2 separate regions of the Homo sapiens genome follow, and region 1 is linked to region 2. A link is a contact called in ENCODE Hi-C data. All regions are on one chromosome and are shown on one strand. Each heading gives the region's core, a stretch centred on a gene start or an enhancer-like site at or near the end of the contact. The rest is flanking DNA. Distances are from core to core; before and after follow the strand shown.

The links. A loop is a pair of places that touch in the nucleus more often than their neighbours do. Pooled maps may share reads with other maps.
Region 1: a map of gastrocnemius medialis shows a loop between it and region 2 (4-fold over the local background). The contact joins the promoter of HSPB8 here to the enhancer-like site in region 2. A Hi-C loop is called at or near these places in 2 of 168 maps with a recorded cell type or tissue (gastrocnemius medialis and heart left ventricle) and 6 of 50 pooled maps.

The regions. Positions count from the first base shown.
Region 1 is chr12:119,177,168-119,182,096 of GRCh38, reverse strand. HSPB8 (heat shock protein family B (small) member 8) reads right to left here and starts at 3,166. Exons shown (of 3, transcript NM_014365.3): 1 at 2,418-3,166. The coding sequence starts at 2,784. It overlaps HSPB8-AS1 (HSPB8 antisense RNA 1), which reads left to right. Exons shown (of 3, transcript XR_007063482.1): 3 at 1-930. RefSeq lists enhancers at 2,814-3,563, 4,743-4,929.
Region 2 is chr12:118,535,636-118,540,231 of GRCh38, reverse strand. No RefSeq gene overlaps it. Among named protein-coding and RNA genes, the nearest start is that of LINC02460, 110 kb to the left of the region's middle. Within about 2 kb of position 2,646, at least 9 of the 41 ENCODE cell types and tissues checked have a DNase peak (open chromatin) inside an H3K27ac peak, as active enhancers do; they include gastrocnemius medialis, where a contact is called at or near this core.

The sequences.
Region 1 (4,929 bases), core at 1,917-4,416, 640 kb before region 2:
GACCCCACCTGTTATGAAGCACCTACAAAAGAGGATGGTGAAAAACCCTCCAGGCTGGACAGAGGGTCTCCTAGAGGGACCACAGGGTGGAGTCGACCCTTGGACTTGGGCTAGAAGCATCTAAGACCCTAATTAAAACAAGGACAGAAGGAATGGTGATAATCGGTCTGTTTACAGAGTGCCAGGCAAGCACTATTATTAGCTCCATTTTATAGACACTCCGCATATATTATCATAGATAGTCTGCATATGTTTAATCTTTCCTACACCCTTACAGGACAGATATTATTATGGTCTCCATTCTGCAAATAGGAGAAATGAGGCTCAGAGGGATGAAGACTTTCTCGTCCACATCCGCCATGCTAGTGAACAGCAGTGCTGGGATCTGAACCCAGGTTTCAAAGAGCATCTATTATTCATTATTTATTGGGGCCTTCCTGGATGCCTGACACTATAACAATAACGACGACAATAATAATACTAATTCCTTGTGTTCCAGGTCATAGAATGTGAAAGGAAAATAAATCTTGGGGCCCCCAAATCACTAAGCTAAAGGGAAAAGTCAAGCTGGGAACTGTTTAGGGCCAACCTACCCCCCATTCTATTCAAAGGCAGCCCTCTGCTCACTGACATAGATGCATTATCTGTTTGTCTCCTTTGGAAAGGCTAATCAGAAACTCAAAAGAATGCGACCATTTGTCTCTCACCTACCTGTGACCTGGAAAACCCCTCCCTGCTTCAAGTTGTCCTGCATTTCTAGATCGAACCAATGTACTTCTTACATATATTGATTGATGTCTCATGTCTCTCTAAAATGTATAAAATTAAGCTGTGCCCAGACCACCTTGGGCATGTGACAGGAGGACTTCCTGAGGCTGTGTCATGGGAGTGTCCTCAACCTCGGCAAAATAAACTTCCTAAATGAACTGAGATCTGTCTCAGATTTTCTGGGTTCACAGGTATGTACACATTTTACAGCATCACCTCACTTAAAACAACAATCCTTATGGTATAACCATTTGAACCCTAATTTCCAGATGAGGAAACAAAACAGAAGCACAAAGTGAAGTAATTTGCACATCCTGCTGGTTAAAGTTGGAGCCAGTTTCGGAACTCATGCCCTGCTCCCCAGCCAACTCAGAAATCTGGCTGACCCTGTCATCAGCACGTGGCCCCAGCGTGTCTCCCAGCCCACCACACCCGCTGGAGCCTCTGATGTTTATAATTCTACCAGGACTGGCTTGAAACTCCCCCTGAATGCTGCTGGGGCTTGTTCCTGCCCAGCCTGTGTTTGCAATGGCTTTGACTGATTTTCTGGAAGGCAAGCCTCTGCCGGGAACACATTCTTTTTAATGGAGTGTTAATCAGGAGGGAAGGAAAAGAAAGATTTTTCTACTGCCCAGCTTCACAGGGGCTGAGCTTCCTGTCTTCTCTCATTTTTCCCCCTAGTATGTTTATTTCTCCCAGGGTGGGATGCGGCAGTGAGAGCCCTGGGCCTAAAGCTGTGCATAGGCCCAGTCCCTACTCCACTCCTATTGCTGACTCATGGCATGACTGTGAACGAGTCCCACCTAGGCCTCAGCCTCCTCAGCTGCAAGATGGGCCTACCCTGCTACCCTGGAGTGGACTGAGGATGATTTTGGAGAAGTATAAGAATGTCAGCCCACCCTTGGCACCTAGTAGGTGCTCAGTAAATCATCACTTCTTCTTTCTGGCCTCCTAATTCCCAGACAACCTGGGTCTGACTCCTTGGTGGCCTTGAACAAGTTACTTTAATCTCTCCGTGCCTCAGTTTCCTCATCTGAAAAAAGAAGATAAACAGTACCCACCTCCTCTGGTTGTGGTATTAGCTGAGATATTATAGGCAACAGCAGTTAGCAAAGTGCTGAGCGAATAGTTAGCACTCAGAGTTACCAGTTAGTGTTACTACAATTACTGGTAAGCCTCAGTTTCCCTGTCTGGGACAAGGAGAGGTGTTTCACCGGAAACCAGTTGCGGTTATTAACACTATCATTGTTCAGCCTTAACGTGCACTTCTAGACTCTGTTATGATGCTGGAGTGCACAAAATCCCGTTTCTTCTTTGTTTTTTAATTCTTTGATATCTGCTTAACCTATTCTTTATATTAAATGCCCTCTGTCAAAATATCCAACATGGTTTCTATTTTCCTGTCTGTACCATGATTGATGAGCACCCAGAGGCCCCAATAGCTGAGTCAGGCAGGTTAAGATCTCTGCTGGGAGCCGGGAGAGAAGTTTTCCGTAAAGATAACTTTGCAGGCTGCATTCCTGAGCCCTGAGGTCACCTGTGTCACACTGTCCCAACGTCAGCTCCCAGGAAACTTTCTCTGGCTATTCCCAGGGCTGAGGGCTACATCCCGGCCTCCCCATTCTCTCTCCCTCCTGCCCCTGACTTACCAGACACCTCCACGTATCCATCTTTGGTCTTCACCATCAACTCCTCTGGCTTGAAGCTGTGCACATTCACACACACTTTCCAGGGCTCCCCAGGGAAGGGTGGGGGGGTCCTGCCCTCGGCAGGCACCCCAAACCTGGCGGTGGCAGTGGGGCCCCGGGGCACCATGCCCGACCTTAGGGTGCCTGGCCAGGCGGAGGAGAGACGAGGCAGAGCCCAGTCGGGCCAAGAGGCTGTCAAGTCGTCTGGGAAGGGGTCCATGCCAAAGCCATCATCCAGCAGGCGAGAGGAGAGGGGAGAGTCCCGGAAGGGGTCTCGGCGCAGGCGGCTTGGGTAGTGGCAGGAGAAGGGCATCTGACCGTCAGCCATGGTGGCTGCTCAGCTCAGAGAGAAACAGAGGCTCAGAGAGACAGAACCACCTGCCCAAGGTCACACAACAAGGTGGTGTGGCTGGGCTAGCTTATTCTTCAGCTTCCGAAAATGCTGCTTTTCTGCAGGGAGAAGCAGAACCAACCACTGCCAGGGACGGTTGTGTCCCCTCGACTGGGGTCCCAGCCCCCAAAGGTAACCCCCGGGGCAGATCCAGCAGAATCCCAGAGGGTCCCCGTCCGCACTGCCTCACGACAGACCGGCAAGCCACCGTCCTCCCAGGCTTCCCAGGCTGCCCAGGCTGGCAGCCAGAACCGCTGAGGTCTAGAGCGGAGCCAGGAGCTTAATAAACCCAGGGCACGCGCGCCTAGAAACTTCTTCTGGCTCCTTCTGGGCTGCAAGCCTTCTATTTATTTGCTGCTGGAGGCTGGAGGCGGGTTTTGCAAGCGTCTCCTGTCACAGGAATATTCGGAGGTGATGAACCAGCCCCGGAGAATCCGCGGAGGGAACAGCTGGGCTGTGGGGGGAGCTGGGAGGGGCCGCGTCCAAGTTCAGCCGGCCTCTCCGGACACTCTCTCCTCCCCTGGCCACTCCGCTCAGCTCCGCCCTCCTCTTGCTCCAGGAGCTGGAGCCGCCCTCCCCGAGCGGGGCACTAAGGCCTGGCTATTAATAACCCCGAGCCTGGCTGAGGGCTCAGGTCACCCTCTGGAAATACCTTCCCTAGAGCGTGTCGTATCCTGCCTTTCCCCTGGGGACCTGCAGAAAGGGAAGAGAGAGACAGGAGCCCAGTGGATTTGAAGGATGGCCCTGGGTTGCAATCCCCACTTACAAGATGGCCAAGCTCCTAGAGCCTCAATGCCCTCTGGGGAGATTGGTAAAGGAAAAAAAAAATTTTTTTAATGTGTATATATATATTCATATGACGCTTGTTAAAGTATGACAAGCAAGACTTTACTGGGCAGGGAAACTTTCTCCATAGATGTAGGGACCCCTGCAATGGGATTTTGCAGTGAGGGAGAAAGATTAGACTTGATTCCCAGTAGGTCATGGGTAAGTGTGAATTTGTAGCCAAGAAGCAGGTGGGGGGTCAGCGAATGGAAATTTACTAGGAGGGAAGTCCAGGAGTCAGAGGGATTCGGGCTCAGCTAACCTAAGAGGATTCTTGCTGAAGACAGGCCAGGGTGCTCAGACATCACCTGGGGGACCGCGGAGGATGAGGAAACTAATCAGATATCGAGGGTGATCAGAAATCGAAGATGGGTGGTTGCTACTAAACAGACTTAGCAGAGTTCATGCCAAAACTGAATTTTTCTTTCTTTCTTTTCTTTTTTTTTTTTGAGACAGAGTCTCACTCTGTCCCCCAGGCTAGAGCGCAGTTGCGCCATCTCCGCTCACTGCAACCTCCGCCTTCCAGGTTCAAGCGATTCTTCTGCCTCAGACTCCCGAGTAGCTGGGATTATAGGCACCCGCCATCGTGCCCGGCTAATTTTTGTATTTTTTAGTAGAGTTGGATTTCACCATCTTGGCCAGGCTGGTCTTGAACTCCTGACCTCATGATCCACCTGCCTCCACCTCCCAAAGTGCTGGGATTACAGACGTGAGCCACCTCGCCTGGCCCAAAACTGAATTTTTATAAGGAACCTCACTGATGGGCTTAGGAGAAGATTCAGAAATCCGATTAATGTTTGGTCAATCAAAGCATCTTTATAGGCAGTAACATTATTCCCAGGCACCTCCAGGTTGTTAGTTTTCCTCCTTATAAACGGACATAACAGTAGCCAACTCACAGATGTACCATGAAGAATACATGAGGTAATTCTCTTTCTCCTTGTATTTTCAATTTTGAGTTATCAATTACATAATGTTTGCTATATGCCAGGCCCTGCTCTATGGGCTTTATAAATATGAATTCATTTAACCCTCACCAGCAATCCTGTGAGGTAAGAGTACCAGTATTATCCCATTTTACAGATGAGAAAACTACCATAGAAGTGTTCATGAATAGTAGCTTCTATTATTATTATGACTGTTAATACTGATAATTATTGAAAGATGTTACACTCAGGCAGGAGGTCTGGTCTGAAACTCAAAGCCCCAAATCTAGACTTTCCTGCTCTTCCCATGCAGCTGGAAGAATGAATTTAC
Region 2 (4,596 bases), core at 1,397-3,896:
CTTTTTTTTTTTTTTTTTTTTTTTTTTTGGTGAGACAAGGTCTCACTCTGTCACCCAGGTTGGATTGCAGTGGCATGATCATGGCTCACTGCAACCTCAAACTCCTGAACTCAAGTGAAGCAATCCTTCCACCTCAGCCTCCCAAAGTGCTGGAATTACAGGCATGAGCCACTATGCCTGGCCTGTATTTCTTAATAAATAAATTACTTGGACAAAAATCCTCATCTCTAGTCTGCCTCTGGAAGGACCCAGCCTAACACACCTGTCCAGCACCATTCCCTTTCTTCTAGTAACAGAACCTAGAAGAAGATTTTGTCTTTCCTTTGGAGAAACTGCCCCCTCCCACTCCTAGTCCCTATGGTTTGTTTAAAGCTGATAATCCCATCCTTCAGCTTGAGGGATGGACACACCCAGATCTGGTCGATTTGTTTTGTCCACCCTTGACCTCAGTGATTGGTTCAAGGATGGGCACAAGACCCAAGTTGGTCCAAGGGGACTCAAGTCTTTGAATGTCTCTATAACTAGAGGGAAAAATATCTTGTTCCATTGGGTTAGTGGGTAGTATCTGAGTCTTGAGCTGCTGAGGACCATCTTGCCACCAGGAGAAGAACATCATCCTGGGAATGAAGCCAATATGAATGAAAGCAGAGCTGAGAGGTATATAGAGATGACGTTATGACATCATATGAGCACCTGCATCCAGCTATACCTGAAGACCTAACCCTTCCATTTCAAGGCTTTTTAATACTTCAGAATCTCAGTCAGTACCGCATACAGCATAGCAATAACATCCATTGACTGGGCACCAGCACGTGCCAGGCACTGTGCTAAGTGCTTTCTATATATCATTTCTAATCCTCACAAGAACCTGAAGATGTTTTTATTTCCCATTTACAGAAGCAAAAACTGAGGTCCAGAGAGGTGCAACAGCTGTTCCGTCACACAGTTGTCATAGAGCTAGGACTGAAATGCAGGTATGTCTGTCTCCACAGCCTCTCTACACCAAGTAAGTGCTCAACCAATGCTTTTTGATTTGAATCAACTCAACTCTCCAACCTCCCCAAGACAGTCAGTCTGTGAGACATGGATATTGTCCACCAGTTGGTCAGCTTAACAGTGGAGAGCATCACCTTCCTAAGCCTATCCCAAAACATTGAACTAGGCATATCCTGCCCAAAAACATCTCCCCATCTCTGCTCTCACTGCTTTCACCTCTGCTCTGGAGGTTGATCTATTCCTTCACTCTGAAATATTTTTGCTGCCCACACATCCTTAGCTCACAATGATCCTATGAAATAGGAACCATTATTATCCCCATTCTACAGATAAGGACACTGGGGATCAAAGAGGTGAAGGCACTTGTTTCAGGGGCTTTAGCAGCGCCCTGGACAAAATAAACTCTGAGTGGGACATTGTCTTCATCCCAGGCATGCCCACAGTACCTAGCACAAAAGAGGAAGCAGTAAATACTTGCCAAATGAATGAATGAATGAATGAATGAATGAATAATAGGGATGAAAGGAAAGCAAGCAAGTAGTTTCTTACTTTCAATAGTTTTTAAAAGGTGAGAGATGACTAATGATTGACAGATGAGAAATAATCCTTTCAGTCTGTAATTTTCTCCTGTAAAGATCTTTTTTTTTTTTTTTTTTGACGGATTCTCACTCTGTCACCAAGGCTGGAGTGCAATGGCACAATCTCGGCTCACTGCAACCTCCACCTTCTGAGTTCAAGAGATTCTCCTGCCACAGTCTCCCAAGTAGCTGGGATTACAGGCACCTGCCATCGTGCCTGACTAATTTTTGTATTTTTGTAGAGATGGGGTTTCACCATGTTGGCCAGGCTGGTCTAGAACTCCTGACCTCAGGTGATCCACCCACCTTGGCCTCCCAAAGTGTTGGGATTACAGGCGTGAACCACCACACCTGGCCTTGTAATTTTCTCATGTAAATTTCTCATGTCAAGATCTAAGGAAAGGAACAAGGGCTGGCTTGGCCTAGGAACCAAGAGAATGAAGGTCTCACTCTGCACCTATTTCTAGAACATCTCATTTAATGATACAAAAGAAAAACCAAAGACCTTGGCAGTGAATCCAGGGTCAAATCCACAGTTCATCAGTTATGAGCTATGTGACCTTGAATAAGTCAGTCCCTCTGGGCATTCTTTCTCAGCCATAAAAATAAATAAATAAATAAATATTACAAAAAAAAAAAAAAAGACAATTCACAGCTGCATGTCCCAGGGTGGGTAAGATAAGATGCACATAGTAGGCATTCATGAAACACCAGCTCTCTTTAATACATCTCTCCACTCTCTCGTGACTCCGCTTTTCTCATGTTTAAGACAGAGGTGACTCTAACCTTTTCCATTTGAAGAGAACTGAATAGTCCCGGAAACCCTTCTACATAATAGCCACCAGCTGCCTCCCTGGGGAACTGGAAGCTTAAATGGGACGTTGCATATGAAATGCTTTGAGGGCCTTGGAAGAAAAGAGGCAAGAGAATCCAGAGGGTTATTATTAGACATGGAAACGAGAGAGCAGGAGCCCACACACGCCTCTCGTATAATCAAACTGACATGGAGGTTTACAGTGCATTGAACATTGCGTTCCAGTCCAGAGAGCTAAAAATGGAAACCTGTGAAAACAGCTTCTGGGTTAAATCAGGCTCCTGCGGGCTCCTGTGGGCCGGAGAGCAGAAGGGACACCAGGCCTTTGCCACCCAAGCTGAGGCAGCAGTGGGTTTTGGGCAGGCTGGGACACACACTCCACCTGCCCCAGCCCCCCAATATGAGCCTTAGACCCTACAGCCTTGTAGGACTGAGAAAGAGCCAAGTCAGGGGTACAGCCTGTCCTTGAGCAAGGTACTTCACCACTCTGGGCTTCAGTTTCCCCATCTGTAAAGGGAAGATGTAACAAGGGTTAATATGAGGCTTTAATTAGTTAATACATGAAAGTGCTTAGCAGTGTGGTAGTAAGGCACTAGGATCAGCTCACAGTAGATGTTAGCTGATACTGCATGGGCCTTGTTTATCCTACCTCTTAGCCTTTGTGTAGGCTGCATTCCCCACCTGGATCTTCTCCTCTCCACTCCCCTCTAATCTCACTTATTTCTTCCTAAATTAATCCTGTTCATCCTTACAAATCTCAGCTCAAATTCCATCATCTGGTAAAACCACACATGTGCTGTGACATTCATTCATTTATTTGTTGGGCACCTACTATGTGCCAAGTGCTGTCCTAGCGTAAGCTTTATAGTAGTGAACAAAATAGATAAAAGAAATCCCTACCCTCATGGAACTTCTATTTCAGTGCATAGTTATAATGTTGTTTTCCTCGTTGTATTCATATAACTAAAGAATGATTCACATTTTTAAAGTTTGTCCTTGTACCTCCTAAAGTCAGCTCCTGTGCAATAAGAGTCCCTGCACTGATGTTTCAAATATGCAAATCTTTCAGCACGCCATAGAACTGCTCCAGGGCAAAGAGGGCTCCTCCCTTCTCTCTGGAGCACCCAGCTGGTCACTTTACTGGAGTTAAAAAAAAAAAAAAAATTGAAATCCAGCTGCCTTGAGTTGAGAAACCAGGCCACCTATTTCTCTCCCCACACCTATCCCCAAAACACCAGATTATGCTAAAAGAATCCTTTGTGCACGCCTACCCACATGTCCCCTGTGACTCTGCACCTCCGATGACATTTCACCAGCCTGATCAGCCCTGTCCAGATCGCTCCCCCGAGGGCAAGAAGCTGTTTATGGAATCTGACAATGCCTTAGTATATGTCTTCGATGGAGCTGCCTTGGGGACCCAAGGGCAGATGTTCTAAATGAACAGCACCTGACTGCTAATAGTCATCCTGGCCTTTTCTAACACACAACCCCCACATCCCCCAGGAGGAAAGGGTCGCAGTAAGGCTCTCAGCTCTTGAAGGAGGGAAAGCCGGGAGGCCCAAGCTCTGCCGATGGATGCAAAGCACGTCAAAGCCCATGACCCTCAAGCCTCTGCAAGGGGACAATCTTTTATCCTCCCAAGCAGCCTAACAGAAGTCATGCCATGAGCTGGGAGTCAGAAGATCAGATTTCCCATCTAGTACAGTGGCGACTGACCATGGGAAGTCATCAAACTCCCTGAACCTCACTCTCCCTGTAAAATGGGGACCAAAAAAAAAAAAAACTCCTCCTCATCTTGCAGATTGCCCTAATAGGAAATGAAATCCTGGTTATGGAAGTCTCTTGCAACCACCCTTTACTAACTGTGAGACCAATACTCTGGGTGCCTCAGTTCTTCATCTGCAACATGGGTTTGGGGTTTTTGTTGGTTTTTGTTTTGTTTTGCTTTGAGACAGGGTCTCACACTGTCACCCAGGCTGGAGTGCAGTGGCGCAATCATAGCTCCCTGCAGCCTCAAACTCCTGGCCTCAAGCAATCCTCCCCCTTCAGCCTCCCAGAGCACTAGGATTACAGGCACGAGCCACTGAGCCCAGCCAACAACACAGGCTTAACAGTAGAACTTTTCTCAGAGATATGTCATGAAATAAGCAAGTGAGGTCAAGATGAAATGTAAGTTTAGGGAGGGATTCAGTAGGGTGACCAACCATC